Regions from separate parts of the Homo sapiens genome. Here region 2 is linked to region 1. Evidence: chromatin loops called from intact Hi-C (ENCODE). Cell type or tissue: chondrocyte. All regions are shown on one strand. Each heading gives the region's core, and the rest is flanking DNA. Links, peaks and the distances in the headings are about the cores only.

Region 1 (9,457 bases), core at 500-8,499:
CTGCTGATTCTGTGGATGCCAGAGCCCAGCAGCTGCCCGGCCCCTCCTTGCTCACAGGAGCAGGCGGCATTGCAGCAGGAGGGATTTAGGGGTGGCTGAGAAGGTGGTGACTCAGTTCAGAAATGGGTGGAGAAGAGAAATCCCGGGAGTTTGGTGTCTCTGCAGCTGAGAGGTCCACCTGGTGTTCTGACTGGGTGGCAGCATGGGTAGATGCGAGTGTGAGGGCGCACCTGTGAGCCGGCCACATGTGCTTGTGCATGCAGGGGCGGGGGGTCCATGTGGAGTGGGGAATCCCACGTGATGTGGAGATTCAGTTCGACACAACACGGAGCAGTGAACACAGCATGGGATTCAGGGACAAGCAGAGCCTCAAACTGGACGGCGTTGCTCTGCAGCGAGGCCTGACCCTCAGCAGATGCTCAGGAAGGGGGAGTGGCCCTTGAGATCATGACCCGCTCCATCCCAGCCACCCCTAGGCGATGTCCTCACAGAGCAGCTCCCATCCAGCAGAAGGCTCACCTCTGCCCCTCTCTCCTGCTCCAGAAAAAAAGCAAGGTGCACTACCATGTCGCAGTCATCATCAACTACCTGGGCCACTGTATCTCCCTGGTGGCCCTCCTGGTGGCCTTTGTCCTCTTTCTGCGGCTCAGGTGAGAAGACCCCAGCACTGCCTCCTCCTGTCCCCAGGACCTAGAGCAGAAGCAGGGTGGAGAAGTGAGAGGAGCAGCTCTAGGTTGGGGTGGGGGTTGCTGGGAGAGGGTGGCAGGGGCTGGCTTATCTGAGAGTCTCAGGTCTCTGGGAACCTCTGGCAGAGCCGCTCTGCCCTCTCCCCAGTAGCTGCTGGAATGGTGGGGAGGGACAAAACTTGTCTTATGTCACCCATACCCAGGCCAGGCTGCACCCATTGGGGTGACCAGGCAGATGGAGCCCTGGAGGTGGGGGCTCCATGGAGTGGTGCCCCATTTCAGGTTCGAAGGTACCTGGGCCCCAGCACTACCGCCAAGGATGCAGGTGGCAGAGCCGGGGATGGGGATGGTTGGGATCAGGAGCCGAGCATCAGGGCTGGAGGCTGGGAGCAGGGCTGACCCCTGTGACTGTCCATCCTGGAATGGCAGGGAGTAGAAGGCACCCCCAGGGGAAGCGGGCATCGCCAGGAATCCAGCTGCCCTGGTCCATGGAGCACAGGCTCCATGGAGTGCCAGGCTCTGCCTGGGGCTTATGTCTGGGTGGGCTGCAGGCAGGAAGGGCTCCATGGGGCATTAGGAGAGCCTGGCTGTCACCTCCCTGTGTGACTTGGCCAGTCAGCCCCACCCTGTGCCTCAGTTTCCTCATCTACACATCTGGGCTGGGGTGATGGAGGTGGCCTACCCCTCATCCTCTCTCTCCTATCGCTCCCATCATCCACCCGCCCTGCTGCACCAGGAGCATCCGGTGCCTGCGAAACATCATCCACTGGAACCTCATCTCCGCCTTCATCCTGCGCAACGCCACCTGGTTCGTGGTCCAGCTAACCATGAGCCCCGAGGTCCACCAGAGCAACGTGGTACGTCCTGGCAGGGGAGCGGGGAGCAGGTCAGGCCAAACCCAGGTCAGAGGAGGGGCCCGCCTGCCCTGCAGAGGAGGAGCCCACAGAACAGGAGTGGGATCCCAGGGTATGCCCTGTCCTGCCCTGGGGAGGCCCAGGCCCAGGGTTTGGTGCCTCCCCTGCCCCCCATCATCATCTCTGGTTGGGGGTGGGGTGGCAGGGCTGGTGCAGGTTGGTGACAGCCGCCTACAACTACTTCCATGTGACCAACTTCTTCTGGATGTTCGGCGAGGGCTGCTACCTGCACACAGCCATCGTGCTCACCTACTCCACTGACCGGCTGCGCAAATGGATGTTCATCTGCATTGGCTGGGGTGAGCTGGGCAGCCACCTCCGCAGCCTGGGCAGTGGCGGCCGCCGGGCTGCCCTCTCCTCCAGACTCAGGCCAGCGGGCTGGGGGGCCTGAGGGATGGAGGTCGGGTTGGGGCGGTAAGGTGTGCACGATAGCCCTCTGCTCCTCTTGGGGGTGGGCGGCAGTAGAAGCACCTTGAAGGAGGTGTGTGAGTTTGAGATCCACCCTGAGTAACCCCAGACCCCCTGGAGCCTGGGCTGCACTGGGGTTCTCCAGGCCCACATCCTCCAGCCCCCGCTGAGGGCTCTGTGACAGCCCATCTCTCCCCCAGGTGTGCCCTTCCCCATCATTGTGGCCTGGGCCATTGGGAAGCTGTACTACGACAATGAGAAGTAAGTCATCTCCTTTCCCTTCCTGACCCCAAGGTTTAGGCTCCCAGCCCAGCTTGGTGACACTCCCCACGGGCATTGGCCATGCTGGCTTTTTCCCCTCAGGACCATGGTTTCTGCATCTATAAAGGGAGAGATCTGGGGGCTGGACTCATTCAGAGGGTCCCTGCCTGTGCTCTGCCTGGGTGGGGCTGGACAAGCAGGACCCAGCCTCCTTTATCTGCCTTGAGCTTACACAGGAAGCAGCCTGGAGCCAGACTGCCCAGGTTCAAATAGCTGTGTGACCTTGGACAGATTACTGCAGTGTGCCTCAGTTTCCTCATCTGTAAAATGGACATGCTACTGCCTCAAAGGGCTGTTGTGGGGTGATATGAGTCCATCTATATTAAGCATTTACAATAGCTCCTGGCACATAGAGTAAATGCTATATAAATGTGTTCTATTAATATTAAGACATCTTAATAAAAGAGTCCATGAATTTAATAGAAGTGGACCTAGATGATCTCAGAGGCTTCTTCCAGCTCTGAAGTTCTTTGGTTCCTTATGAAATGGACTCAGATGTTTCCAATCGTGCCTGGAAACTTGATTTCTGCTGCAGTGGAGCTCAACTTTGGCTCACATTAGAATCACCTGGAATGCTTGGAAAAGTACCAATGCCCAGGCTTCACCCTCAGAGAATCAGGCGCAATTGGTCTGGGGTGTGGCCTGGCACCCAGAAGTCTTGAAAACTGCCCAGGTGATTCTAATGTGCAGCTCAGATTGAGAACCACTGAGAGAGAGCGGGGCAGAAAAGGTGGACATGGATGGCAGGGGAGCCCCAGGACCTTCTTTGCCAAACAAGTGTTCCCGGGAACCTATCTGACTGACGGACCTGGCGTCCAAGTGGCCTCCACCACAGTGACAAGCCCTCTCCTCCCCCATGGAGGGGAGGGGGCCTGCACGGCTTCATTGGGCTGAAAGAGGAGCCTGGAAGATTATCTTGCGTGTTTATGTGGTTGACTCCCTCCTGACTCCCTCCTGACTCAGGCTGGCTGAGGCCTTGGGAAGCCGAGGCAGGCGGATCACTTGAGGTCAGGAGTTTGAGACCAGCCTGGCTAACATGGTGAAACCCCGTATCTACTAAAAAAAAAACAAAAAAACAAAAATTAGCTGGGTGTGGTGGTGCGCACCTGTAGTCCAGCTACTCGGGAAGGCTGAGGCAGGAGAATCTCTTGAACCCAGGAGGCAGAGGTTGCAGTGAGCCAAGATCGTGCCACTGCACTCCAGCCTGGGCAACAGAGTGAGACTCCATGAGTCTCAAAAAACAAAGCAAAACAAAAACTGTTTGGGCTAAAGGAGAAAGTGAGTCTGAGCGGCTCTGAAGCTCCACCTGGTGGTGAGAATTCAACACTGCAACAGAGAGGATCTGGGTGTGAGAAACCAGAAACGAACTTGCAGACCAGAGGCCCGAGGACTGGACCCGGCCCTCAGAAGCTGTGTGTGGCCAGCATGGTGTTTTCTGAAAACTCGATTTTGTAGCCAACCTTTAAAAAATCCAAAGGTTTCATTTACAAATCTCAATTTCTGGCTTATGAGATCTAGCCACTGGGGGTCTTCATACCCACGAGGACATAAGGGCTTCCAGTTTGTCTGGTCCCCACCCACTCCCCAGGCCTCCCTGGAGCTTGCTGGAGGGACACTCGGGAAAATGCAAAGCAATTACCTCCTGCAGCAGGTAGAACCTGTGCAAGTATTCCTCTCAAGGTTGTTCAGGCTGTGACTGGACAGATTCAGGCTGAGATTGCGAACTGCTGGGTGCCCACTGGGTGACAGGTGTGGTGCCACTCCCACCAGCAGCCCCCCAGAGGGCATGCTGGGCCTCAGCCACTGCCAGGGGACTGTGAGGAGGAGCCGAGGATGCAGCCTCGTGTTGGGCCCATGCCCGTTCCCAGCCACTCAGTCTTTCCCACTGTCTACCTCCTGCCCCGGTGCTTGCTTCCAACTTTGCATCTCATCACAGAGGATGCTGTCCGTTCTGCAGATGGGACAATTGAGGCATGGCAGTGGGATCAAGTGACTTGACCTTCTGCCAGGGTTGGAATTGGGACATCTACCTCTTGGCCTCCAGCCCCAGTCCTGTCCTGGCCAAGCACTGTCCCTCCCCATGCCATCGAGGTGGACGCAGATGACCCTTCCTCCCCTTTCCTCTGTGGCCTTCTAGGTGCTGGTTTGGCAAAAGGCCTGGGGTGTACACCGACTACATCTACCAGGGCCCCATGATCCTGGTCCTGCTGGTAAGAACCTGGGTAGGGGCAGGAGACAGGGCCCAGTGGGGAGGGGCAATCAGTGCCAACCGTGGACAGAAAGGACTCCTCTACCTAGAGGTGGGGGCCACCCAAAGAGGGGGCATGGGTCAGAGATGTGCAGGTGCTCATGAGGAGGAGGGAGAACAGCAGGGGCACTGAGGCCAGAGCTGAGAAGCCTGGGTCCCAAGCCTCTTGCACACTCCGGCCCGCTGGTGTGCTCAAATTGCAGATCAATTTCATCTTCCTTTTCAACATCGTCCGCATCCTCATGACCAAGCTCCGGGCATCCACCACGTCTGAGACCATTCAGTACAGGTAACCGGGTACCACCTTCCTCAGGCCTCCCCCTGATGAAACCCCTGCTCCCCATGCCTCTCACGTGCCAGAGACCTGCCACTCCCTCCCCCGACCTGGCCCTCTTTGCCGAGCCAGCGGGCAGCCCGTCCTGGGGTGGGCTGTGACTCCGAGCCTCCCCACCCGCCCCACCCCAGGAAGGCTGTGAAAGCCACTCTGGTGCTGCTGCCCCTCCTGGGCATCACCTACATGCTGTTCTTCGTCAATCCCGGGGAGGATGAGGTCTCCCGGGTCGTCTTCATCTACTTCAACTCCTTCCTGGAATCCTTCCAGGTACAGCCCTGGAGGGACACATCAGCACCTCCTTGGGTGGGGATTCTGCCAAGCAGAGGCCTGGAGGGCAGGAGGCCAGGGAGAAGCAAGGGGCAGCCCAGAGGCTGGGTGGGCAACACCTGCAGCCGACCTTTGACGCCTCCTCTCTCCTCCCCAGGGCTTCTTTGTGTCTGTGTTCTACTGTTTCCTCAATAGTGAGGTGAGGACCCGGGGGCCCTGCAGCGGGGTTCAGGGCTGTGAGGCCTGTTGGGACTGGCGATTGTCTAGAGCCTTCTCCTCCCCTCCCAGGGCTGCCTCTCTCCCTCCCTGCTCCTAGGTCCCTAGGGGTATGCTGCTGGGAGCCCCAGGGTGGCCCCTCCCACCTGTCCACTCCCACAGTGACAGCCCCCTCCTTTGCTCTCAGAGGCCGCTGGCACCAGGCTGGAAGCCAGAGCTCCAGTATCTTTGATGAGCCTGTGAAAACCAGGAAGGGCTGAGCCCTGGGCAGGGGATACATGTGGGTTGAGGGCAGGGAGCCTTCATGGCAAAGGGCATATGGTGCCTTCGTGTGGGTTAGAAAAGGGTGCCCCTTCCCCAGGACATTTGAGAAACCTGTTCCGACAAATATGCAAAGCAGTCGTGTTAAGGCTGTGAGTGTCATCCCCTACTGAGGACTTCCATGTACTCAGCTGACCTGCACAGCCGCTTACCTGCACAGCTGCTCGTGGCGGCCCAGGGGAGGGAGGGGGTCCTGAGCCACAGGCTCAGATGTCGTGCTCCTCCCTGTGCCCACAGGTCCGTTCTGCCATCCGGAAGAGGTGGCACCGGTGGCAGGACAAGCACTCGATCCGTGCCCGAGTGGCCCGTGCCATGTCCATCCCCACCTCCCCAACCCGTGTCAGCTTTCACAGCATCAAGCAGTCCACAGCAGTCTGAGCTGGCAGGTCATGGAGCAGCCCCCAAAGAGCTGTGGCTGGGGGGATGACGGCCAGGCTCCCTGACCACCCTGCCTGTGGAGGTGACCTGTTAGGTCTCATGCCCACTCCCCCAGGAGCAGCTGGCACTGACAGCCTGGGGGGGCCGCTCTCCCCCTGCAGCCGTGCAGGACTCTAGCTCATGAGTGGAAAGTCACCTACAGGACTGGGCCGGGCCCAGGGCCTCTGGCTTCCCTGCCCAATCCTCCCTGGAGAAGGGACATGGGAATGAATTGAAATGGGGCGCTGGACACCTACAGCAGCACGCATGTCCCTCCAAGGCTGTCTTCTCCCAGAGCACAAGAAGGCCAGCCCACTGGGCCCTGGGGCTGCCCTCGGCAACCGTGGGGAGGCCATTTGCTGCCCTGGGGCATCATGGGCAACTCGTGACAGCCTCTGACTCACCACGATGACGCCTCTGGACCTCGGTGATGCCTTCCGACACCACTGGGAACCAAGGGCCCTCACTCAGGAACCCTGGAGACAGAAGTCAGGTGTCATCATCAGACTTGCGGCCACAGCACTAGAGTCACCCCCCCAGGCCTCCAGAACCTTACTGGCACTGTGGCACTGCCACCAGCAATGCCCTGCCTTGCTGCCTTCACCCTGAACATTTAGTACCCTGCAGGCCAGGCCAGCTTCCCCTCACTTAACCACCCCATACCAGTCACCTCCTGCTCCTTTTCCTCTTTTGTGAGAAGATGGGGGCTGGAGGGGGCAGAGTGGCCTGTGAGCAAGAGCCAGGGGTGTCCCAGTCCCAGCCTCTGGGGCAGAGCTTGTAGCCCTGGATGGCCTCTGGGGCAGGACCACTAGCTAAGCAAGCCAGGAGAAGACCCCTGCCCAAGTGGCTCTTGGGACAACGTGCTGCTTACACTCCAGGTGTGGACCGGCCGCAGCCCCCACTGACCTGCCCATGTCCAGAGGGACTGGACAGCCAGGGCAGGGCTTTGGGGGGCACTAGAAGATGAGGGTGTCGGCTGTGAGGCGGGTGGCTGGTATAAATAATATTTATCTTTTCAACCAGCATTTGTGAAGGCCTGGACTCCACAGGGGGCTGGATGGAGAGGGTGTCTCACAGAGGTGGGGGCTGCTTCCCAGCTTTCAGGGGCTGCTGTGTTGCTGAGAAACCTGACCCCACTCTCACCCCGGCAAGGATGGTGCCAGGAGAGCCCCTGAGGGCCGGGAGAGGGGTGAGGGCAGGAGGGAGGGCTTCGAGGAACAGGTGGGTCTGGCCAGGGCCCCCTTAGTTAGGGACAGCTTGTTGTGAGGAGGTGAATTAGAGGGAGAGGAGGGCCACGGTTAGGGATGCAGAGGAGGGACACCATGGGTCAGGGGAAGGAACAAAGGAGACGGGAGTGTGTCCCAGCCCCAGGCAGGAGCTGTGCTGATTGGTGGGAAGCAGAATTAGGATGCTGGGCCACTGGACAGGCTGTGAATGCAGCTGTCTCCACTAGGGCCGCCACAAGAAGCCATCCCTGAGACCCTGAGGTTTCTTGTGCAAACTCGAGGGAAGGGGAGTACAGAGAGGGCAACAGGGAGTGAAGCCAGGCAAGGAAGGCAGGGGAAAGGTGGGGGCTAGAGGGGGACACGGTAGCCTGTGAGCAAGAGACAGGTATGCCCCAGCCCTGGCCAGTGCCGCTCTGAGGTGGGTGGCACACTCAGGCTCCCCTGGCTTGCTGGCTTCAGTGCCCCCAACTCCGGGCCAGAGCTTGTATAGCCCTGGGTGGCCTCTGGGGCAGGACTGACACTCCAACACTGTTGTGGGCGCCTGGAGCTCCCTTCCGCTGGGGAAGCCCTCCCTCATCCCACCCAACAGGTGAGGGAGCTGGGGTATTTATCCACCATCTCCCATCAGCTGCGGGTTGAGGGCTGCTCCCAGGGGGACATGAACTCTTCTGCATTCCCACATCAGGCTACAGAGGGCCAGAGAGAGTTCTCCGGCACAGTGATGTGCGGGTGGGTGGAAGCCAGTGTGTGCTGCATTGGAGGGGCAGGGGGTGTGGGTGGAACACCAGAACTGGACACAGGGCCCCACTGCAGCCCGGGCCTTGTCTCTGGGTCTCTCTAACCAGGGAGGAGAGCCCCGTGGGTGGGACGTGTGTATACACATGTGCACTTGTGCACCCAGGCGCACACAAGAGCTTGCAGTGTCAGGACACCAGGAACAGACAAAGGTGACACAGTGCCGAAAGCCCCGCAGCTCCTGCTGAGGGAGGGCACGTTTCGTTGGGGAGGGCCTGGGCCCGGGTGTAGCTAAGGATATCCTTGAAGGCCCTATGGGGTACTCTGCTCTGCCAATTCTCCAAGCTCTGTGCCCTGAAGTAGAGAGATGGGGTGGGGGACCCAGGGAGCACCGTGACAGAGGTAGGCTGGAGGCTTCCAGAGCAACGTGGGGGATATTGTGGGGAGTGGGAAGAAGCCCAGTAAAGGGTCCTGGCTGCCTGGAGAGACTAGAAGTGACCTGAGTCTCTAATGGCCACAACGGAGACAGCTTTCCCAACTCTGCCTCTCACCCAGTGAAGGTGGAGAAGTGAGAAGGCGAGGCTTTCCCGAGACAATGCCAGTGGGGATGGGATGAGGGTCGCACCGCAGGGGTGGAGGAGCCGAGAGGGTGGGGGTGAGGGGAAGACAGGGAAGGGACGGTACAGACCAGGAAGTGTGGATAAGCCCAGCCAGGCCGCACCCCGCTTTCCTGAGTGGGCTTCCTGGCTGCTCTCACTGCCAGGCACCTTCTGGGCACCTACTGTGTGCTCAGCACTGTGCTAGGTCTTGGGTGAGAGATGAGCAGCCACCCAGGGGGGACCCCAGGGACCCCCCAAAAAACACAAAGCTCAGAGCCTCTGGCTCTGGAAGGCCACCAAGAGGACAGCTCCAAGACAAGTCTGAGGGTCATCGGAGAAGCTGGAGGCGGAATCCCTGGGCAGGCAGATGGAGCCTGGGGCTCCCCTCCCATTGAGAGAATCTGAGGGCGGAGGGGCTGCTTCAGGGAACAGCCAGGAACATCTGAGCCTCAGAACCTGCAGCCCAGAGGCCCAGAGTTCTATCATCTCCCATGGCAGACATGCGCTCTGGGCTTCGTCGCAGAGAAGGCAGCCCTGAGACCAGGCATCTGGGCCATTCTGCTCAGGTTCAGCTTGGGGTGGCGAGGCCCCTGTGGGAGTGAGTGGGGTGTGATGAGCCGAAAAACACACATGCGACTACACAAAGTTGGGGGAGCCACTGGGGACCCTCCAAGCTGCAGTGGTGGGGGAAGGTCGCTGGAGGCCCTCCCAGACCCGGAAGACCTCATGCCTGGAAGAATTTCTCTCCACACCATGCCTAAAGGC
Region 2 (9,457 bases), core at 1,003-9,002, 110 kb before region 1:
AAAATATTTAAAATGCTGAATCCTTGACCCCACTTTCTGGAGGCTCTGCTTCAGTGGATGGGATGGGCCCTGGGAACCTGTATTTTTAATGTTTGGGAACCATCAGCCTGGTCTCTCAGCTCCCCCGCAGTTCCTGTAGGCTGCTCTTCCAAGTGAGGACCATGCGGCTTGCCTTTGTGTGCTCCCCTCCCTTGAGTGGCATGCTGCACCCCAGCCTGAGCTAGGTGGTCCCAGCAAGGGATTAGGGAATGCCGATGGGAAGGAGGAATGACTTTCCAAGCCCAACAGGAATCTTGCCAGATGCCTCGGGACAATCATAAGCTCCATGGGACCTGTTCCCATTTTCTACTAGTGATGTGGCACTTCTCAGCTGGGAAAATGCACGCTGATGTGGGTGGATTTCCTTCTCCTTTTGCCCCCAGACCTGCCTCCACACACACGGGTGTGAGCATACACACACACACTAACATTCACACACACACCAAGGAATCTGATCTGAGGGATTGTCCTGGCCTTGGCCTTGTCTGCTCTTTGAAACAGCCGGATGTATGGAAGTTGCTGGGGGGTGGGGTGGGAGGAGGGGGCAGCTTAACTGTCTCATTTGTTTCAGTGGCTGTGGCTTCATCTACCCGCCAGCGGATGTTGGAGGGGGTCTCTTCCAGAGGGTAGTGGTGAAGCCCAGGAGGGTTCCAGGAACTCCCTCCATGGGAAATGCATGCTTTGTTTGTTTGTTTGTTTTGTTTGTTTGTTTTTAGAAGGAGTCTCACTCTGTCGCACAGGCTGGAGAGCAGTGGCGTGATCTCGGCTCACTGCAACCTCAGCTTCCCAGGTTCAAGCGATTCTCCTGCCTCAGCCTCCCAAGTAGCTGAGACTACAGGCAAGAGCCATCACACCCGGCTAATTTTTGTATTTTTAGTAGAGATGGGGTTTTACCATGTTGGCGAGGCTGGTCTCGAACTCCTGACCTCAAGTGATCCGCCCGCCTCGGCCTCCCGAAGTGCTGAAATTATAGGCCACTGCGCCTGGCCGGTTTTTTTTCGAGAGTGGTGGGGATGGATCATCAGAGTGGGCTTTGAAATGAGGCCAGCAGCAAAGAATCAACAAGAAATGAGGATCCACCGTGCCAGGAAAGCTCAGGGAGACTGCAGGAAGAACTGGGTTTTGTTGCTTTTAAATGATTTCATTTGTTAGAACAAAATCTAAAACCTACAAAAGGGTATCCTGTGGAAAGTGTCCTTTTCTTTCCAGACACACAGCCCCACCCCACATTAGCCACCGTTCCACTTTCTCACAGATCCTTTCAGAGACAGCCTGTGTCGATAAATGCATATGTGTGAAAATTACTTTTATTTTCCTGGAACAGGTAACACAGTTACACACCATGCATATACTTTGTGGGTTTTTTTTTTTTGGCTCCTTGATTTTTTCACTTATCCTGAAGATCTTTCAGCACACAGAGAGAGTTGCAACAGTTTTTATTTATTTATTTATTTAGAGACAGGGTCTCACCCTGTTGCCCAGGCTGGAGTGCAATGGCGCGATCTCGGCTCACTGCAATCTCTGCCTCCTGGGCTCACACGATCCTCCTGCTTCAGTTTCCTGAGTAGCTGGGACTACAGGCATGAGCCACCACACCCAGCTAATTTTTGTATATATATATATACATATATATATATACACATATACATATATATATACATATACATATATATGTGTGTATATATATATGTATATATGTGTATATATATATATATGTATATATGTATATATATATATGTATATATGTATATATATATATATATATATATTTTTTTTTTTTTTTTGTAGAGATGGGGTTTTGCCATGTTGCTCAGGTTGGTCTCAAACTCCTGAGCTCAAGCGATCTGTCCATCTCGGCCTCCCAAAGTGCTGGGATTACAGGCGTGAGCCATTGCACCTAGCCTAGTAGCCACAGTTTTTAAACAGTTGCTTGTATTCTATTTTACAGATAATTCATTTAGTCAATTCCTCCCTTAGCCATTTATCTTGTTTTTCAAGAGATGCTTCAATACAACAGCCCTGCATATACACCCTTTTACATTTAATCTGTGGGATAAATAACTAGGAGGAGAATTTCTGGGTCAGAGGGCATATACATGTTTAATTCTGATAGAGCCAACTTACCTTCTTCAGAGATTGTACTAATTTACACTCTCACCAGCAATGTATGAGGATATGTTACTTTGCTGATTTGACAGGTGAAAAAACACTATCCCCTTGTAGCATAATTTGCATTTCTTTTATGAGTGAGGTTGAACGTTTTTTCACCTGTTTAAAAACCACTAGTTCTTCTTTGTGAACTCTTCTTCTCCTTCTCCTCCTTCTCCTCCTCCTCATTCTCCTCTTCCTTCTCCTCCTCCTCCTCTGCCTCCTTCTTCTTCTTCTTTTTTGCTTCTTGTGAGGTTTTTCCTTTTTTTTTTTTTTTTTTAAGACAGGGTCTCACTCTATTGCCCAGGCTGGAGTGCAGTGGCATGATCTCAGCTCACTGCAACCTCTGCCTCCCAGGCTCAAGCAATCCTCCCACCTCAGCCTCCTGAGTAGCTGGGACTACAGACAGTGCCACCAAACCTGGCTAATTTTTGTATTTTTTGTAGAGACAGGGTTTTGCCATGTTGCCCAGGCTGGTCTCAGACTCCTAGGCTCAAGCAATCCACCCACCTTGGCCTCCCAAAGTGCTAGGATTATAGGCATGAGCCACCATACCACACTGTGAACTGTTCTTATGGCTCTGGAGGAATCTTCATATATATATATATAAAACTAAACCCTTTCCCTGTTCAAAGAGATGCCAGTTTGTTGTTTGCTTATGATATTTTTCCCCTGGAGGAAATATGACTTTTATATAGTCAAATTTGTCAACTTTTTCTTTATGCTTTCTAGGTTTTGTACCCTATTTTTTAAAGGTCTTTCCATCTCCATTTAATTTTTAAAATCTCTCGGTAGTATTTTTATGACTCATTTATATATTTAAGACTTTAAAGCATCTGAGATTTAGATAAGGTACAATGTTTGGGCAAGTGCTTCGTATGTTTTCAAGTATTTTTTCTTTAATGCCAATTAGTTACGAAATTCAGCCCCATAAAAATTCTTTGGGGCATGCAAATGAGATTGCATTTGCTCTAGTTTTTGGGTAAAGAGAGGCTTTTTTTAGAGCAACTTTGTTTTCCAGATAACTACTGAGTTGTTCAATTTTTAAAATACGTAATCCATCGTATCCCCAGTGATTTGAAACACATTCTTTACCACATACCAGATTGGTGTTTCTTTCTGGTTTCATTCTATACTTTTTTTTTCTGTTCCATTGATCTATCTACTCGTGTTGTTTTAATTGCCATTTCTTTATACTGTTTTAAATATCTGGTAGGTCTGGGCCCCCTCACTATTCTTTTTTAGAATATGCCTATTCTTGCTTGGTTATTTTTCTCTATAAACTTTAGAATGGGCTTTACTAATTCCAAAAAGGAAGAACCGGTACAGCTGGTGTGGGTGAGCAGGGGATGCCACCTGCCTCCTCTGGTCCTGGTATGCAGAGTCCAGCAGAAAGAATGATGTCATGCTGCACAGTTACAGGTGGCTCAGGAATGTTCTCCTTTCTCTCCTGCTTAATCAAGGAGGGCTTCAGTGGAAAAGGCAGAGAGGGGAAGAAGAAGCAAGAGAAAAAGGAGAGGTGGAAGAGAATTTTGAAGCAAGGAAGAAGAGGCTTCCTGGCAGAAAGGACTGAAGACACTCTGGGGGAGAAGAGACAGAGAGAGATGAAGCATCAGAAATCAAGGCTGCAGGGAGGGTTCCTTGCGGAGATTGGAAAATGGTGGGTGGGAGAGGAGGTGGAGGCCAGCTGGAAGGCTTGAGCCTAAGGCAGGTTGGGGGTGGCCTGGAACTGATGGAAGATGTGGTTAGAGGGAGTCAGTCTGCCTCTGAGTCATGCGCATAGGACTTCAGTCAGCAAGCTGCCCTGGCTGAGTGGAAGACAGACAGAAATGGAATGAAAGCCAGAAACTCCAACTGTCTTCTCAGGCTGGCCACCAGAGGTGCAGTCTCATGTTCCTTCTGGTTACAAATGATCCCTACCTCCCAGGAAACCACAGTGTGGGGTTTTGAATAGACTGCTGTGCATTTACTCATGGAGAGGAGTCGGAAGCTAATTTTGAGAGTGTATGAAGTAGTTTTACATCCTGGGCTACAACAGAAGCATATCCTGGCACAGGGGTGTTGTGGCTGTGTTTCATTAGGAGCTGTAATTCTCCAGACCAAAGAAAGTGGCAGGGAGCTCAGCCCTGGGAACAGTGGGCACAGAGTCAGGGGATGCCCAGGATAGGGGCGATGCTGGCACTGCGGAAGGAAGCTAGGCCTGCAGGAGCCCGAGTTTGGGCCACATTCAGCCTTGTCAGGGTTGCAAGAAAGGGTGGATGATGAGTGCACGGGCAAAAATGGGCCTGCGGGTTCTCTGTCAAGAGCTTCACTCGCTTCCAGCTAGAGCCCCTGGCAAATGACTTCTCACACCAGGAAGACACCCCTGTGGGAAGACACTCCCAGACCCAGCAGGCCCACGTGCTCCGCAAACGGACCCTGTGCCACAGTTTTTCTCTGCTGCAGTGCCCGGCTTCAGAGCCCCCGTACAGGGTGGCTGGGAAGACCTCTTCCCTGTGCCCCCGCTCAAGCTGGCTCTTCTCTCTGCTGTCTTCTGGGCTGGGCTGACCGGGAAACAGGATACTGCTTTGCCTGCCCTATTGGCCTAAAAACGTTTCCTTCCTCTGCAATTAGAATCATGGAATATCACCGGATCCAATTCCCTCTGAAATTTCTCCCTGAAATTTCAAAGCTCAGAAAGGGCACCCGAGGGTCCCACAGCCACACGAAGTTCTAGGTGTGACCTGCGTCAAAGAACCAAATTTCAACAAGTTGAGTTTAGTAAGTTTAATAATAAGGCCCAATGACACTGTCATCTAATTGACTTTTATTAGGGATTTATGAATCAGGCAGTATTCCATCTAGGAAATGTCTAGAAAGGTGCTCCACCCCATTGGCAGAACAGTTGTTTGAGATTTGTTGTTGTTATTTTGCTTTGTTTTGAGACAGGGCCTCACTCTGTCACCCAGGATGAAGTGCAGTGGCACAATTATGCCTCACTACAGCAGCCTCGAACTCCTGGGCTCAAGTGATCCTCCCACCTCAGCCTCCTGAGTAGCTGAGACTATAGGCGCACATCACCATGCCCAGCCAATTTTAAATTTTTTTCTTTTATAGAGCCAGGGTCTCACTACATTACCTAGGCTAGTCTCAAAACTCCTGGCTTCAAGCAATCTTCCTGCCTTGGCTTCTCAACGTGCTGGGATTACAGGCATGAGCCACTGCACCTGGCCAAGGACAGTTGGTTTTTGTATGGTAACTTGAGCAGGAACAAGAAAACAGCATAGTACAAAAAAGAAGATTGGTTAACATTAGGTTACTTCAGGTTACTTTCCTCGTAAGGGTTAATGCAGAGACTTTCTTCTTCAGCCAACTAAAACTGGCCTGTTTGGGGATTTGGCTACCATCTCTCTCCTGATTTCTTGGAAGGTCAGATCTCATAAGTAAACAACTTAGGTTTCGGTTTGGTCATGTAACCTTAGCATGAGTGACTCCATTTTGGGTTGAGCTATTAGAGCCTAGTGCAGGAGCTTAGTCCAAATCAATGCCCTCCCATACATTTTATTTAACACCAGAATCCAGGTCATTGGCTTCTAGCCACTGGTCTGTCACCTAGTCTAGGTCTCCTCCTGTGTACCACAGGGCACATTCAGTATCCCACCAGGGTGTGGAAGTCGTCTTCCTTCCAGAGAGTCAGGAAACCTTGCTTTTAATGAGCTCAGGGGCCAGCATCTTGAGGGCCTGCGTTTATTTTCAGTTAGAGCGGATGGAATGTTGTTTGTGGTTTGCTTTTTTAATACAAAATGGGCTGTGGAAATGAAGCTGCCTATACAACTCTGTAGGGAGCTGGCCGGCTTTAGCAGAAAATGTTCTTGCCGGGGACCCGAGACTTAAGCTCTATCTGGAAGTTCCTTCCCTGCTCTTGGCCTCAATTTCCATTCTGTAGATGGAGAAGGTTGGATTGAGGAGTGTCTGAAGGCCCTTCTGGCTCTGACTTGCTTTGCTTTTGTGAAAGGGCTATAAGGCCCTTGTCACCGTCCCCAGCACCACAGTGGAGACGGGGTGAGACCCTCCAAAGTCTTTTCCCACAGATGGAGTTGGCATGATTTGTATGAAGCACTCTCAGGCCTCCCCAGGGGGGCCACTCCTGTGCCTTCTGCTCAGCAGGTCTTCATGGGGTGGGGCTGACAGTCTACTCTCCTGGCACTTCACACACAGCTCATCTTTAGAAGGACAGTGGCTTTAGACAGTCTCCCTGGGACCCAGCCTGAGGCCACTGTCCAGCAGGGGGAGAGACAGCCCAGAGATGGAAGCAGCCGGGAGAGCAAAACACTCCTCACCACCAGGCTGGCCCAGCTGGGCTCTTCCTGGCCCAGCGCTGCCCTCCATCGTCCGTGTAGCGGTGGAGCCCCCAGTAAAAGCACTTGCTTTCAAAGTGCCTCAGAGGGAAAAATACAACACTTCACGACATTAGAAACGTGAGAATGGTCACAAGTACATGAAAGCCGTGATGTAAGTCGTGAAATAAAAGTCCAAGTTCTATATGTGTTGAAATAGTATTTAAAAAAGAAAAAACCAGCCAGGCGTGGTGGCTCACACCTGTAATCCCAGCCCTTTGGGAGGCAGAGGCAGGAGGATCGCTTGAACCCAGGAGTTCAAGACCAGCCTGGGCAGCATGTGAGACCCCATCTCTACAACACAATTTAAAAATCAGCCAGGCGTGGTGGCGTGCACATGTGGTCCCAGCTGTTCAGGAGGTTGAAGTGGGAGAATTGCTTGAGCCTGGGAGTTCCAGGCTGCAGTAAGCCATGATTGTGCCACTGCACTCCAGCCTGGGTGACAGAGTGAAAACTGTCTCATGAAAAAATAAAAAGGAAAAAACCAAATTAGGAAAAACTGTAACCCTGCAGCAGCGTAAAACAGGTGACAATGACACTTCTATTACATCACCTGTGACAGACCCCTTATCCTTCATGGATTTTGGTTCATGCCAGTGTGTTGTAGAGTTTTGCATCTGACTCCCTCTCAGTAATCAGCTGGGGATTTTCCTTGGTGTATTAGTTAGTATAAGCCAGGCTGTTGTCACAAACCACCTAACAAAAACTCAGAAGATAGAAGTTGAATTCTCTTTCCTCTAATCAGGTGGATATTTCAAGTCAGTGGGTGACTTCACTCACACAGAAGAACAGGGATCCAGATTCCTTCTGTGGTGTGGCTCTGTTGACCCCTAGTTTAGGTGTCCATGGAGGCATACCCGCTGTCTTAGGGCTTATCTTAGTCCATTCATGCTGCTGTACAAAAATACCTTAGACTGGGTAGCTTATAAACAACAGAAATTTATTGCTCACAGTTCTAGAAGCTGGGAAGTTCAAGATCAAGGTGGCAGCAGATTCGGTGCCTGGTAAGGTCTCACTCTCCGCCTCATAGATGGCACCTTCTCGCTGGCTTTGCATGGTGGAATGGTGGAAGAAGGGAACAAGCTCCCTTGGGCCTCTTTTATAAGGGCATTAATTCCTTAAAAAAGGTGGAGCCCTCATCACCTAATCGTCTTCCACAGTCCCCAACTCTTAATACTATTGTATTGGGGATCAGGTATCAACACAATTCTGGGGAAACATGAACATTCAGGCCAGGGTTCCAGCCTGGAAGTGAGCACCCTTTTTGCTCACATTCTGTTGATGAGAACTTAGGGCTGTGGTCACATCTAACTGCCACGGAGGCTGACTAATGTGGTTCTTAGCCAGGTTCGCACATGCTCAAATCCAACTGTATTACTGAGGAAGAAAGAGAATATATAATTTCATAAATTACCAGCAGTCTCTGTAGCTTTCAAAACTATGTCAACCCAAAAGTTTGTATTTTTCCTCTGCCAGTCCCTTCTTGTGACAATGTCTTTTTAGCAGCATTTCTCCACTATTTACCATCTCTCCCTCACTCTTCTTTCCCCTCCTTCTTTCTTTCCCTCAACACACCCCTCACTCTCACTGTTTTACCTCTTCCCTCACTGAGTACAGAATCCCTAGGATAAACAGGATGGAGTTTCCAAGTTCCATGGGTCAGGACACACCAGACTGGGTTATGGATAAGGACAATGGTATACATTCCTGCCTTCTTTGCCTACACTAGCCCATGAGCACTTCACCCATGCTAAGCCATCTTCGGCCCAAATGGCCCTTGAGCATGCATTTGAAAAACAGGTGGAAGATAAAACAAGAAGCATGCATTGGTTTTGCAGGTGGAAGACCTAGATTTCATGTCCTGCCAGTTACTAATTGTGTGGTCCTGAGTAGGTCTCCTCACTTCTGCTCTGAGTATCTCTTCATTGAAAAAATGGAGCAAATGCAATTTCACCTGCAAACCCCAGAGTTTTTATGAGGCTGAAGCAGGATAATGTTTGGCAAGAGCTTTTTATATTTTCAAGTATTTTTCTTTAATTTAAGCATATTTATTTTATAGTCTGAATTTTATAATTTCAATAGCTGAGGTCTTCTGAAGGTCTAATTCTGCTGTTTGTTTTATCTGCTGATTTTTCACTCAAGGTGGTTTATTTTATCGTGTACCTTGTAATTGTAGGTTGTGAGCTCATATTCACAACCTCTCTCTGTGAGAATCCTGTTAAGTATGACTTAAAAGCGTCAGCTTCAGGGCTGGGCGTAGTGGCTCATGCCTGTAATCCCAGCACTTTGGGAGGCTGAGATGGGCAGATCACTTGAGGTCAGGAGTTTGAGACCAGCCTGGGTAATATGGTGAAACCCCATCTCTACCAAACATACAAAAAAAATTAGCCAGGAGTGGTGGCACATGCCTGTAGTCCCAGCTACTTGGGAGGCTGAGGCAGAAGGATTGCTTGAGCCTGGGAGAAGGAGGTTGCAGTGAGCTGAGATCATGCCAGTGCATTCCAGCCTGGGCTACAGAGCCACTCTGTCTTAAAAAAAAAAAAAAAGTGTCAGCTTCAAAGAGGATTAACATTAACACTCCTGAGTGCTACCAACCTGATCCCACTTTGTAAGTAAATTTCTCAGTTTGGAGTTTTCCAAATCACATATGCAGTCTACCTTAAAACCCCAACCCTCAGAGGAGAAGAGCCTATGACTCTATGATTCCAAATTCTCAGTGAAGGCTGGTTTTTTTCAACTCAGAGCCCAGATCAAGACAGACATATTTCCTTCAGTCCCTCTTTGCTGATGAGTCTACTTTTCCCTCCAAATGTAACCTTTCAAGGATCTAGATTTTATGCTGTGGTCTCACTTCCACCTTCTCACATTGCTTGAGTCCCCATGTGGACTTTAAA

Evidence for each region. Hi-C counts contacts between places; a loop is a spot of excess contacts. Peaks named below come from ENCODE experiments on the same cell type or tissue, not always from the same donor. Only the 100,000 strongest peaks of a DNase experiment are listed, where the experiment ranks them.
Region 2: a loop joins it to region 1, with 2.1 times the contacts of the local background. A loop is called at or near these places in 24 of 110 quality-filtered maps.

Annotation. Positions count from the first base shown.
Region 1 is chr17:45,828,672-45,838,128 of GRCh38, forward strand. LINC02210-CRHR1 (LINC02210-CRHR1 readthrough) reads left to right here. Exons shown (of 15, transcript NM_001256299.3): 7 at 544-650; 8 at 1,423-1,543; 9 at 1,746-1,899; 10 at 2,209-2,269; 11 at 4,467-4,539; 12 at 4,781-4,866; 13 at 5,043-5,178; 14 at 5,336-5,377; 15 at 5,953-7,157. The coding sequence starts at 1,514. The coding sequence ends at 6,093. It overlaps CRHR1 (corticotropin releasing hormone receptor 1), which reads left to right. Exons shown (of 13, transcript NM_004382.5): 5 at 544-650; 6 at 1,423-1,543; 7 at 1,746-1,899; 8 at 2,209-2,269; 9 at 4,467-4,539; 10 at 4,781-4,866; 11 at 5,043-5,178; 12 at 5,336-5,377; 13 at 5,953-7,157. The coding sequence ends at 6,093. Among named protein-coding and RNA genes, the nearest start is that of SPPL2C, 11 kb to the right of the region's middle. In chondrocyte, for the core only: CTCF peaks have their summits at 3,644 (motif pointing left) and 3,863; no DNase peak of the experiment used is centred there.
Region 2 is chr17:45,715,901-45,725,357 of GRCh38, forward strand. All of the region lies in intron 3 of LINC02210-CRHR1 (LINC02210-CRHR1 readthrough), which reads left to right. Among named protein-coding and RNA genes, the nearest start is that of CRHR1, 64 kb to the right of the region's middle. RefSeq lists an enhancer at 3,903-4,197. In chondrocyte, for the core only: CTCF peaks have their summits at 4,085, 4,288 and 6,446 (motif pointing right); a DNase peak (open chromatin) is centred at 4,601.